Linked DNA regions of Mus musculus: regions 1, 3 and 4 are each linked to region 2. A link is a loop called in an ENCODE intact Hi-C map of the cell type or tissue named here. Cell type or tissue: heart. All regions are shown on one strand.

Region 1 (2,500 bases), 120 kb after region 2:
AGGCCCTCCTAACCACTGTGCCATCTCTCCACCCCCTCAGAAGTATTTTAGTCCAGTCACTGATAATCAAAAGGAATCATCACATTAGACAAATTGAAACAGTAGAAAAAGAGTTGATAACTCTGTTCTAATTAATATCAGATAAAATTTTAAAAGTCCTTAATGGAACAAAAAAGCTTGACAATGAGAAATTACGCAAGATCCAATAACTTACAGACACACACACATGCACACACACACACACATACATACATACACAGAGAGAGAGCAAGAGCAAAACAGTATGAGAAATGTCATAGCAAATTAACAGCTCACATGTAAATGTTCCCCTTGGTCATAAGTTACATAAAATTACATTTGGTTTGATTCTGTCAGGTCTTGATTTTTTAATACAAAGATTGGCTTGAACGAGCAGGGAAATTTTACACTCTCCAATAGTGGCTATTCTCTGCTTTCAGTGTGTGCAGCAACTCAGGGACAGCGGCAGGCAGAGAGGACTCTGTGGGCTTAGGGCCGAGAGTATGCAGGAATGTTCACACAAGGCCTGAATCCAGCCAGAGTCTGCTCATTCTTCTAGGGCCTCCAGCCTGACAGCCTCCTCTCTACATCATCCCGTGAGGGGCTGGTGTCTGCCCCTTGGCAGATTTTGGTGCCAGCAGCCAGAGCTGTCACACACATGTTTAAGGGCAATTAGCTTATCCCCCAACTCCTGCCTTTCTGTTTAGATAGATGTCTACATGGAGGCACTCAGAGATGAACGCTGCTTCTACAATGTACCAGCAGACATGGCGAAGAACAAACATCCACCCAGCCCCACCAGTCTAGGACATCTTGTAAGCCCAAGACGTCACTCCTGAGAAACCACCCGTTGCCTCTCAAGATTCTGTAACTCTCTGGGAGTCACACCTTTCTGGTCACTGGCTCCTGGTCCAATCTGAGGTTTCCACTGTTGCACATTGCCAAGGAGTCCACAGAACCCAGATTGGAGCTGGAGTGAACCTTCCTCTCGCTCTCTGACCTCAGACCCCAGAGTGTGCTGGGACAGCTGAGGGAGGAGGAAGGAGTTTACAGCTTGAAAGGGGAGCAGCCCAATTTCCTCACAGGAGACCCAAAGCATGTCTGGCCTGGAGCCTGATGCTTTCCTGTTGATTCCGCCTCCTCTCCTGATCTCCTTCAGACTCACTAGCCTTTCCTGGTCTCTCCAGCCCCTTCACTCCAGGGTGTCCTTCCTAGAGGAAGGCTCTGCTGCCACGGGATTTGGGACACGCCTTCACCGCCTTCCTCCAGGAAGTCAGGGCCCAGCTACACAGCTCCCACCCCAATCCAGTGGACAACTGAGGTGGGCAGAGGCCTAATGTTCTGAGTAAGATGGACAGGAGACATGGAACCAGAATCCAAAAGACAGTAGCAGGAGGCTGCCACCAAGTGAGAAACATGTTTAAAGTGTAGCTTCCTCTCTCCACAGTGCCCCACACCAAGCCAATGGCTGCTCACCTGCTTCTGAGTTGCTCCTGGCATAAGAAGATAGGCCCAGCGGGGCGTGGTAGCACCCGCCTTTAATCCCAGCAATCGGGAGGCAGAGGCAGGCGGATTTCTGAGTTCGAGGCCAGCCTGGTCTACAAAGTGAGTTCTAGGACAGCCAGGGCTATACAGAGAAACCTTGTCTCGAAGAAGAAAAAAAAAACAAAAACAAAAAGAAGGAGGAGGAGGAGGAGGAGGAGGAGGAGGAGGAGGAGGAGGAGGAGGAGGAGGAGAAGAAGAAGAAGAAGAAGAAGAAGAAGAAGAAGAAGAAGAAGAAGAAGAAGAAGAAGAAGAAGAAGAAGAAGAAGAAGAAGAAGAAGAAGAAGAAGAAGAAGAAGACAGGCCTAGCTTGAATGGGAAAGGAGGTGTGAGAGTGTGTCTGACCTTATCATCCTGCGAGTGTCTGTGGCTGTCTTTGTATGGGTCTATAATTCCTTGCATCTATGTCTGTGTGTGTGTGTGTGTGTGTGTGTGTGTGTGTGTGTGTGTTTATGTCTTTGTATCTGTGTATTCATGTGGGTGGCAATCTGTGTGTGTCTGTGTGTGTGTTTGTGTACATGCCTTTATGTCTTTGTGTATGTGTCCTTGGGTCTATGACTATCTGTGGCCATGTGTCTACATGTGACTTTATATCTTTGTGTCTATGTGTACATTCATGTGGAGGGGAACAACTACGTGCGTGTATGTATATATATGTGCTTTTATGTCTTTCTATCTCTGTATTTCTGTATGTCTGTGTCTATGTGTCTGTAGGTGTCTGAATGTGTCTACCGGCATCTGGTTGGCTGACTTTCTGGCAGTACCTGAGTCTTAGACCTAAGTCCCTGCCCTCCTGTTCCACACCCATGAAACCCCTTTAGGTAGGGGAAGGCTCAGGCAGGCCTCCCACCTGGATGCCCCTAGAGCTGGCTCCTGACCACTCCTGGCTAAGCATCCTCTCTGCTAAACCAAAAATCAGAGAGAGACTGGACCCAGCATC
Region 2 (2,500 bases):
GGAGAGAAGCCTAACGCTGGCAGGTTCTGAGGACAGCACAGGGGTGCATCAAGCAGGACGGCACGCAACCATGTTCATGAAAACCGTGCGGTCTTCTCGACTGGAAATGAGAACAGAGCTTAAGGTCCTTTAGCTACCAAAGGAAGAAAGGGAGGGAGGGAGGGGGAAAGAGAGGGAGGGAGGGAGGAAGAAAGGGGAAGGAAGAGGGAGGAAGAAGGAAGGAAGGAAGGGGAAGGCTAGAAGAGAGGTAGTCCCAGATGGTGTGTCTGTGAGAACACTCATCCACTGTTTCCACACAGCTCAATGCAGCTGGAAGTCATGTGGAGACCTGAGCTGCCACCAACCAAGGAGAGGGCAGCGCAGTTTAAATTACAGCAGAGTCATGCACAGGCTCTCAAAAACGAAAGTTTACCTACATCTGACAAACAACACTGGGTTATAGGAGGTTTGCCTAACTGGAGAGGCACAGATCCCGGGTGATAATGGTTTCTTTCAGAAGTTCAGAGTTGTCCTCTGCCCCACCTTGCTTTCAGGATGGGTCTTGCTTTTGGGATCCTGGACACCGTGGCCAGGTCGGGGCTCAGGAGTCTGCTTCATTTCTACAGCCACACAATGATCAGAGACACCCTTTCTCTAGCTTATCCTGCCTTTCTCTGGACTTAGTGCCAAGGCTCGCTCTTGCCTCCTTTTGTCCTTAGGGTTCTGCACTGGGCTCTCCTGCTCCTTCACCCTAGGATCAGGGCCTTCCTCAGAAGAGAGGGCTGAGGGGGACAGTGCTAGACATCCAAGCTAGTGGGCCAGGTGTAGGAGAGGCATACGTGGTGTGTGCGTGTATGTATGTATGTGTGTGCGCGTGCATCTGCGTGTGTGCGTTGGGAGGGGGAGTTCCTTTTCACAGCTGCCCACATAGGCCTGCCTGTGGTCCCCACCCAGCCCTTGAATATGGATTTGTGCCTCAGGACAGGAGGCACAGGCCCGGCCTTAATTAGACGTGATGAGCGTGTGTGCCTGGAATCATCATCAAAGGGGGACAGCCGCCCGCCGCCACCCCTTCCCTCTCCCCTCCCAAGGACAGCATCTGCTTCCTCCCTCCCAGAGCAGGCCAGCTCTGACAGCAGGCCCAGGAGTCCCCTCTATTTAATTAGGACGGAAGTTCCCTCAACCCTGGGAAAGGATTTAATTTCAATATTTCCTTTGCTGAGCTGGGAGCCTCCTGTCCCTCCACACCAAGGGTCTTTCATGGCAGCTTGGCCCAGCCCCTCCTCTCTCATTGGTGAAAAAGCCTGTCCTGGAGAAGAACCAGGAGGAGCCAAGGGCAGCGGGGTGGGGGGGTGGGGGTGGGGGTGCTGCAGCTGTGAAGAGAAACCCACCCTTCACCCCACCCCCACCCCTCCCTGAAGCCTAGCCCTCAGCAGCAGGGCCGCAGAGCCTGCAACCAAGCACAGCCCTCTCTAGGCATCTGTGCACAGACTGGGAGCAACAAGGAGCTCACTGACCGCTGACCTCAGACCATAGACTTGAGTCTCTGGATCATCCCCTAAACCTCCTTCGTGCTCTGTGCTTTAGCCTGGCCTATTCCGTCCCTGGTGCACACACATGTGTGTGGGTAAGCACATGTGTGAGCATAGACGTACATATGCACCTAAGTGTGCCCCTGGCAGTTGTAAGTACGCATGCTACACACGTGCACACTTGTGTGTATGTGATCACAGGAGCACATTTGCGCATATTTGTATATTTGTCTGTGAGCCCGGATGACTGGGCTGAGCCTGGTTTCTGTCATTTCTCTTTAAATTGCTGGATGCTCTGATCCGTGGCTAACCTCTTGGGGTCAGCATCAGCCTGATCACAAGACGGGCACTGGGCACCCGCAGGGCCAACACGCAAATGCTTGGTGGACAGACTTCTAATCCAGCCCATACCTGGGAGGTAGGGGAGGCCCTGGCCTTGGGGGAGGAGGATCATGATTTGGTGACTGCACCCTGGCCTGCCCCAGACTCGGTTTCCCTGTGTGTGTGGACAGCCCCAATGGAAGCTGTGTCTCTGGGGCGTCTTCTCCTACCAGGCCCTGGCCATCTGCGTCCTGCCGGCTTTGCTCTGTTCCAGCACCAGCTCCCCTTTATTCCATCCTTTGTGCAGGACAAAGATCAGCTGAGACCTGGCTCTCAGCCCAAGTGGCCCTCAGCCCTTCGGAGGCCGCTAATGAGAGGTGTCAGCCGGCAGCTCTTCAAGAGAGCTCGCTGCCCTGAGCAATTTCTTAAAAGGAAAATTCTAACCTTAAGGAGTCCTTTGAACACGTTGTGAATGAGCAATGAACACAGCCAGGACGGCTTCTTAGAATTACCAAGGGCTGCAGATTCGTGAAAAGAGAGATTGATTTCCATTTGGTCTCCTGAATACATTTCCTGTGTTCTCCAGGTGTTTGTCATGCCTCGTACTAAAGGAGAGGTGGGGTCCTTGGCTAACAAATTATGATCATTGGTATTCTCCCTCCCTCTTC
Region 3 (2,500 bases), 130 kb before region 2:
GATATTTTCTTAATTGGTGATCCCTGGGGAACTCCAGCACATTCAGGGTGGTTCCATTCCCGGGCTGGTGGCCCTGGGTTTTGTAAGAATACAGGCTGAGCAAGCTACGAGAAGCAAGCCAGTAAGCAGCACCCGTCCATGCCCCTGCATCAGCTCTGCCTCCAGGTTCTTGCTCTGCCTGAGTTCCTGTCCTGACATCCTTTAGCGATGGGCTATGATATGCAAGTGTAAGCCGCGCAAACTCTTTCCTCCCCAGCTTGCTTTGGTTATGTGTTTTGTCACAGCAATATTAACCCCGAGACAGATGGGATGCCGTGCTCAGAGGCTTTAACATTTGTATGTAGGTGACAGAGGTCACAGAGGCACACAGAGCAGTAAGGGTCAACTGGCCTGGGCTCTTGAGGAACACATCCTCCTGGCCCCTCTGAAGAAAATATTCTGAAGGAACATTCCATGCACTTGGAAAGACTCCCAACTCTCAGGACTATGAGAGAGGGAGAGCCTGGTGCTCTCCTCTGGGCAAGCGCAGGCTCTTGTGACAATCCCCAGGATACCTGGCCACTCTGAAACTTCTCTTTGGTGACCCAGGGGCAGGCTAAGCAGTGCTGGGTCTGTGATTGTGGGTAATTAGGGTTAATTTCTCTTGGAGCCACCAAGCTCCAGCTAAAAGCTGTTAGAGCTAATTGCTTCCGTAATGAGCCTATCTTGGCAAGGCTCCGCTGGCACTGGCTGGGGTGGGGCTGTGTGGCCTTTCCTGGGGACCTTCCCTGGACCTCTCTGAGACAGCCAAAAGTCCTGAGTGGAGGCATGAGGTGCTGAGGACCCACCCATAGCTCATCTGCTGGCCTCCTGCTTAAGTTCTCAGAGAGAGTAGCACTGGGGTCTGAGACTCTGCCTAGGATTCAGCCCTTGGTCTTCTGCAGTGCAGGGCAGAGGATAACACTTGCAGGCAGGGCAGAGGATAACACTTGCAGGCAGGGCAGAGGATAACACTTGCAGGCAGGGCAGAGGATAACACTTGCAGGCCTGGAAGGAAGGTTGAGGCAGGACCCCGCAGGGAGGGGTGCCTGCATATGGCTGTCACTGCAGGGTGAAGCAGCCCTGAGCAGATGACTGAATGCACAGTGCAGGGAAACATTGGGGAAACTGCGTCTCGGGGGAAGCAGAGGGTGCGGCCCATTCTAGCCTCTCCATTCTGCTCAGAAATTCATGGACACCAGGAACCCTGAACTTAAATTCAGATCCAGGGTCTGGAAGTATGGAAGGCCACATGGGTGTGGCTGTTGGCTCTAAGCGTGGCCTTTCAGAGACTGCCAACAAGCATATGGACAGCAGTCTGAGCTCACTTCCTCCCTCCCATAGGACAGGGTGTTGATTTGGTGTCAGGGGCCCTCTGCAGGCTTGGTGGCAGAGAGTCCTCTCTACTCTGGGCTTCTCAGCCCTCTGCGGTACTTAGGGGTGGGATGTCCCAGGGAGGATGCACATTGTGTGCACATGTGTGTACAGCAATGCATGCTATAAGGCACCAAGGTTGAGATGGTTGTGAAATGTTAATTATATGCACACTGAGCTGGTCCTGCCTTGAGGCTACTGAGGAGCAAACCAAGGACCACGTGCTGGGCAGGAAGCTGCTATCCCACTGCTGACCCTGGTTTCTGCGGCTCTCAAGCCCTGTGGACCAGGCAGCCCTAAGCAGCTCTGGCACCCTGTCTCGGAAATGCTCTCTGGAGCCAGAACTCCTCTGTTAATTCTGGTTTCAGCCTGGGGGGAGCTGTACCCTATCCCAACTAGGCCTGGGGCTAGACCAGGGGCAGGCTGCTCCCCACTGGGTACCAGGACACTAAGTGTATGGAGCAATGTGAAAGAGTCCATTTTGGGGGTGCAATGGGGTACACGGACCTCCTTACTGTCCTTACTCTTTTTTTTGTTTTCATTTTTTGAGACAGGGTTTCTCTGTGTAGCCCTGGCTGTCCTGGAACTCACTCTGTAGACCAGGTTAGCCTCGAACTCAGAAATCCACCTGCCTCTGCCTCCCAAGTGCTGGGATTAAAGGTGTGCGTCACCACCGTCTGGCACTGAACTCTTAACCACATGTTCATGTGGCGTCCACTGTTATGATCCTTCAAGCCTCACTGTTGGCTTAGAGGTGTCTGTGACCTCATGAGTCGGGCTGAGGTAACATGTGCCTGTTGCCTCTTGCCTGTGGCCCATGAAATACACAGTGGCACCCTGATGTGCTGGAGACAAGCACTCCATGCAGGACCTTCAGCGGTCATCTGCTGATGTCAGCAGCCTGTGAACCCAGGGCATTCTGGGCTGTGAAGCAATACAACCCACTGAACTCGGGGCAGACTTTCTCTGGATTTCTTACTATAAGTTGAGCAGCTTAGAGACAGGAGAAAAAAACCAAAAGCAAAAGGCTGTAAAAAAAAACTAACGGTGAGAGATTGCCCTGAATGCTTGATTTAGAAACAAAAGTTTGTGCTTTCTAGTGCTGAGT
Region 4 (2,500 bases), 150 kb before region 2:
AGCCTCCTGGGTAAAGCCCGCTGCTCACAGTTCAGACTTGAGGAACATGGCACTTGCTTTTCCAGACTAGAAACCCACTGTCCTGAGGCCTTCCTGGGAGCCTTGCATGGCCTTTCATCTGGGACATCAAAGCTCTCAGCCCTGTCATTAAGGGCTGGGAATCTCGTGGGGAGCAATGTGAGTCCCTCTACGCCCATTTTATGGATGGGAACACAGCATTCACCCAGAACCCAGCTCTGTAGTGGAAGCTGGGCCCATGGCAGTCTGCCCTGTGCCTCCTGTAATGGATATGTCTGCATCCTCCTTAGGGATGGAAAACTGAAGCAGAGGGGATGGGGCCACCCAAGCTCCTGACCCCATTCCTGCACAGAGGATGGTAGATTGAGATCCTGAGGGAATGTTTCCCAGATCGTGCAGCTCAATGAAGCCTGACTGCAGACCAGCTTTAAGGGATACCAGCCAGCAGGGACCTGAAGCTGGAGAGGCTGGGGCATGGGCCTGGGCCGTTTAGGGGGCAGGCTTGTAGCAGCATAGGCGTCAGCTCTCAGGCTCAGAAGCTGGCCTGGCTCCTGGCCACGTGCTTCCCTAAGGCAAGGTGCCCGCTTGACTCAGCCTGCGAGTTGGGACCTGTTCTGCTTGCCCTAACCACGCCAGCCCTGGGCACAGAAAGCCCAATGGGTAGGAGGGGCAAGGAGCTTCCAGGACACAGTAGAGAACTCAGAAGAGGCAAGAGCCAGACAGTCAAAGCAGGCAGAGCAATGGCTGAGCTGTGTGGCTGCACCCCTTCAAGCCCCCAATGGGGAGGGGTGCTGTGGGGGTTAATCCCTATACAGAGCCAGACCTACTGCCTCCAGAAGTGTGACTCTCTTTGTCTCCTCTCTGTCTCTGTCTGTCTCTGTCTGTCTGTCTGTCTTTCTCTCGTGTGTGTGTGTGTGTGTGTGTGTGTGTGTGTGTGTGTGTGAGAGAGAGAGAGAGAGAGAGAGAGAGAGAGAGAGAGAGAGAGAGAGAGAGAGAGAGATCCCTTCTCCAAGAACTAAGTTGAGTCAGAAGGAGACGCCGTGGACTCACAATGCTTTGAGCTCTCTGGAAGTGGCCTCAGCTTTAGGAGGTCTACCTCACAGTCCCCCGGGGAACTGCAAGGCCCTGTGTCATAGCCATATCCTTCCAGGAGAACCCCTACATTCCTGAACTGGGGTGAAGACACTCTTCCTTCCACCCCTCTGGATTGGCTGCTCCATTCCTGGGCCAGGAGCACTGGGGCCAGGCCCTGGGATCTGCTGCCTGCAAACAGGAAGCTCACAGGGCGCCCTCTCCCTCCTGATATTGTGTTTAGCAAGGCAGGATTCAGGCTGTTTCCACACAGGAAGCCCTGGAGGCTGGGAGGAGCTGGGAAGGAATTCCCAGAGCTGCCAAGAGGCTGGCTTTCCTGCAGGGTGGAGGCAGGATGGGGTATGGTGGGGTCTTGGTAGGAAGCTGAGAGCTACTCAGTGGTAGGACACACTCACAGTCCCAGATGGGTGGCCTTAGACGTTCTTAAGTTACAAATGGAGGCATCGAGGTCCAGCCCCAGGGTCTGTCAGTCCTTCAGGAAAAGGCAGGGCAGAGGGTTTTCCCTTCTGCAGAACCCAGGGGTACCGGGCACGGGGGCTGAGCGAGGAGTATCCTTGTTGTCGCATACAGAGACTTCTGGGAGGACTAGAAGGTCCGAGCCTCCCTGAGCCTTCTCTCCAGGGCGTGGCTCTGCCCTGGGCAGCCCAACAGTCCTCCACAGGGGCCTTCCTTACCAAGACTCTTAAATGCACCCTCCCCAGCTTTTAGATGGGGTGAGATGCAGGCCTGTGATCCCAATCACTCTGACGACAGAGGCATGGGATCTAACATTCAAATCCTCCCTGGATTTGAGACCCGGGCTCAGAATTTAACGAGTGAATAGCTGAGGCTGGAGAGATGGCTCAGAGGTTAGGAACACTGGCTGCCCTTCCAGAGGACCCGGTGGGAAGTCCAGAATTCACCTGGCAGCTCAGAGTCATCTGTAATGCCAGTTCGAGGTGACCCAGTGCCCTCCAAGGCCTGACACCAGGCACACGCATGACACACGGACATGAAGCCAGCAAAAGGTGGCCAGGGAAAATGCTCACTGGTTCTGTGTGTGTGAGGCCCAGAGTCGGTCCTCAGTTTTAGAAAAAAAAAAAACAAAACAGCAATTTAGTCCTTTAGTGTGTTTGTTTCCGAATTGTCCTTTTAAATTTTATTTACTTGTTTTATTGTATTTTAGGTTTTTAAACTTACTTTCACGTGTATGAGTGTTTTGCCTGAATGCATGTCTGTTGTCTACACCACATGCTTGTGGTGCCCACGGAAAAGATATCAGTTCCCCTAGGGCCAGAGTTACAGAGGTTGTGAGGGTCCTGGGAATTGAACCTGGGTCCTGAGAAGCCAGTGTTTTCAACCTCAGAGCCGTCTTCCCAACCTTATTTTATTGACTTGTATTTGTTTACTT

Evidence for each region. Hi-C counts contacts between places; a loop is a spot of excess contacts. Peaks named below come from ENCODE experiments on the same cell type or tissue, not always from the same donor. Only the 100,000 strongest peaks of a DNase experiment are listed, where the experiment ranks them.
Region 1: it touches region 2 in a loop (4-fold over the local background); 5 of 42 quality-filtered maps call a loop at or near these places.
Region 3: a loop joins it to region 2, with 1.9 times the contacts of the local background. A loop is called at or near these places in 2 of 42 quality-filtered maps.
Region 4: a loop joins it to region 2, with 2.3 times the contacts of the local background. A loop is called at or near these places in 2 of 42 quality-filtered maps.

Annotation. Positions count from the first base shown.
Region 1 is chr12:112,455,298-112,457,797 of GRCm38, forward strand. No RefSeq gene overlaps it. Among named protein-coding and RNA genes, the nearest start is that of B020018J22Rik, 21 kb to the left of the region's middle. In heart, no CTCF peak of the experiment used is centred here; a DNase peak (open chromatin) is centred at 1,234.
Region 2 is chr12:112,332,488-112,334,987 of GRCm38, forward strand. Gm29890 (a long non-coding RNA gene) reads right to left here. Exons shown (of 5, transcript XR_001780725.2): 3 at 1-100. Among named protein-coding and RNA genes, the nearest start is that of Gm29890, 6.5 kb to the right of the region's middle. In heart, no CTCF peak of the experiment used is centred here; a DNase peak (open chromatin) is centred at 1,034; H3K27ac peaks cover 1,248 bases; H3K27me3 peaks cover 589 bases.
Region 3 is chr12:112,198,871-112,201,370 of GRCm38, forward strand. No RefSeq gene overlaps it. Among named protein-coding and RNA genes, the nearest start is that of Gm36894, 18 kb to the right of the region's middle. In heart, a CTCF peak has its summit at 1,410 (motif pointing left); DNase peaks (open chromatin) are centred at 709 and 1,353; H3K27me3 peaks cover 382 bases.
Region 4 is chr12:112,183,232-112,185,731 of GRCm38, forward strand. No RefSeq gene overlaps it. Among named protein-coding and RNA genes, the nearest start is that of Gm36894, 34 kb to the right of the region's middle. In heart, a CTCF peak has its summit at 1,323; DNase peaks (open chromatin) are centred at 630 and 1,330; H3K27ac peaks cover 2,133 bases; H3K27me3 peaks cover 15 bases.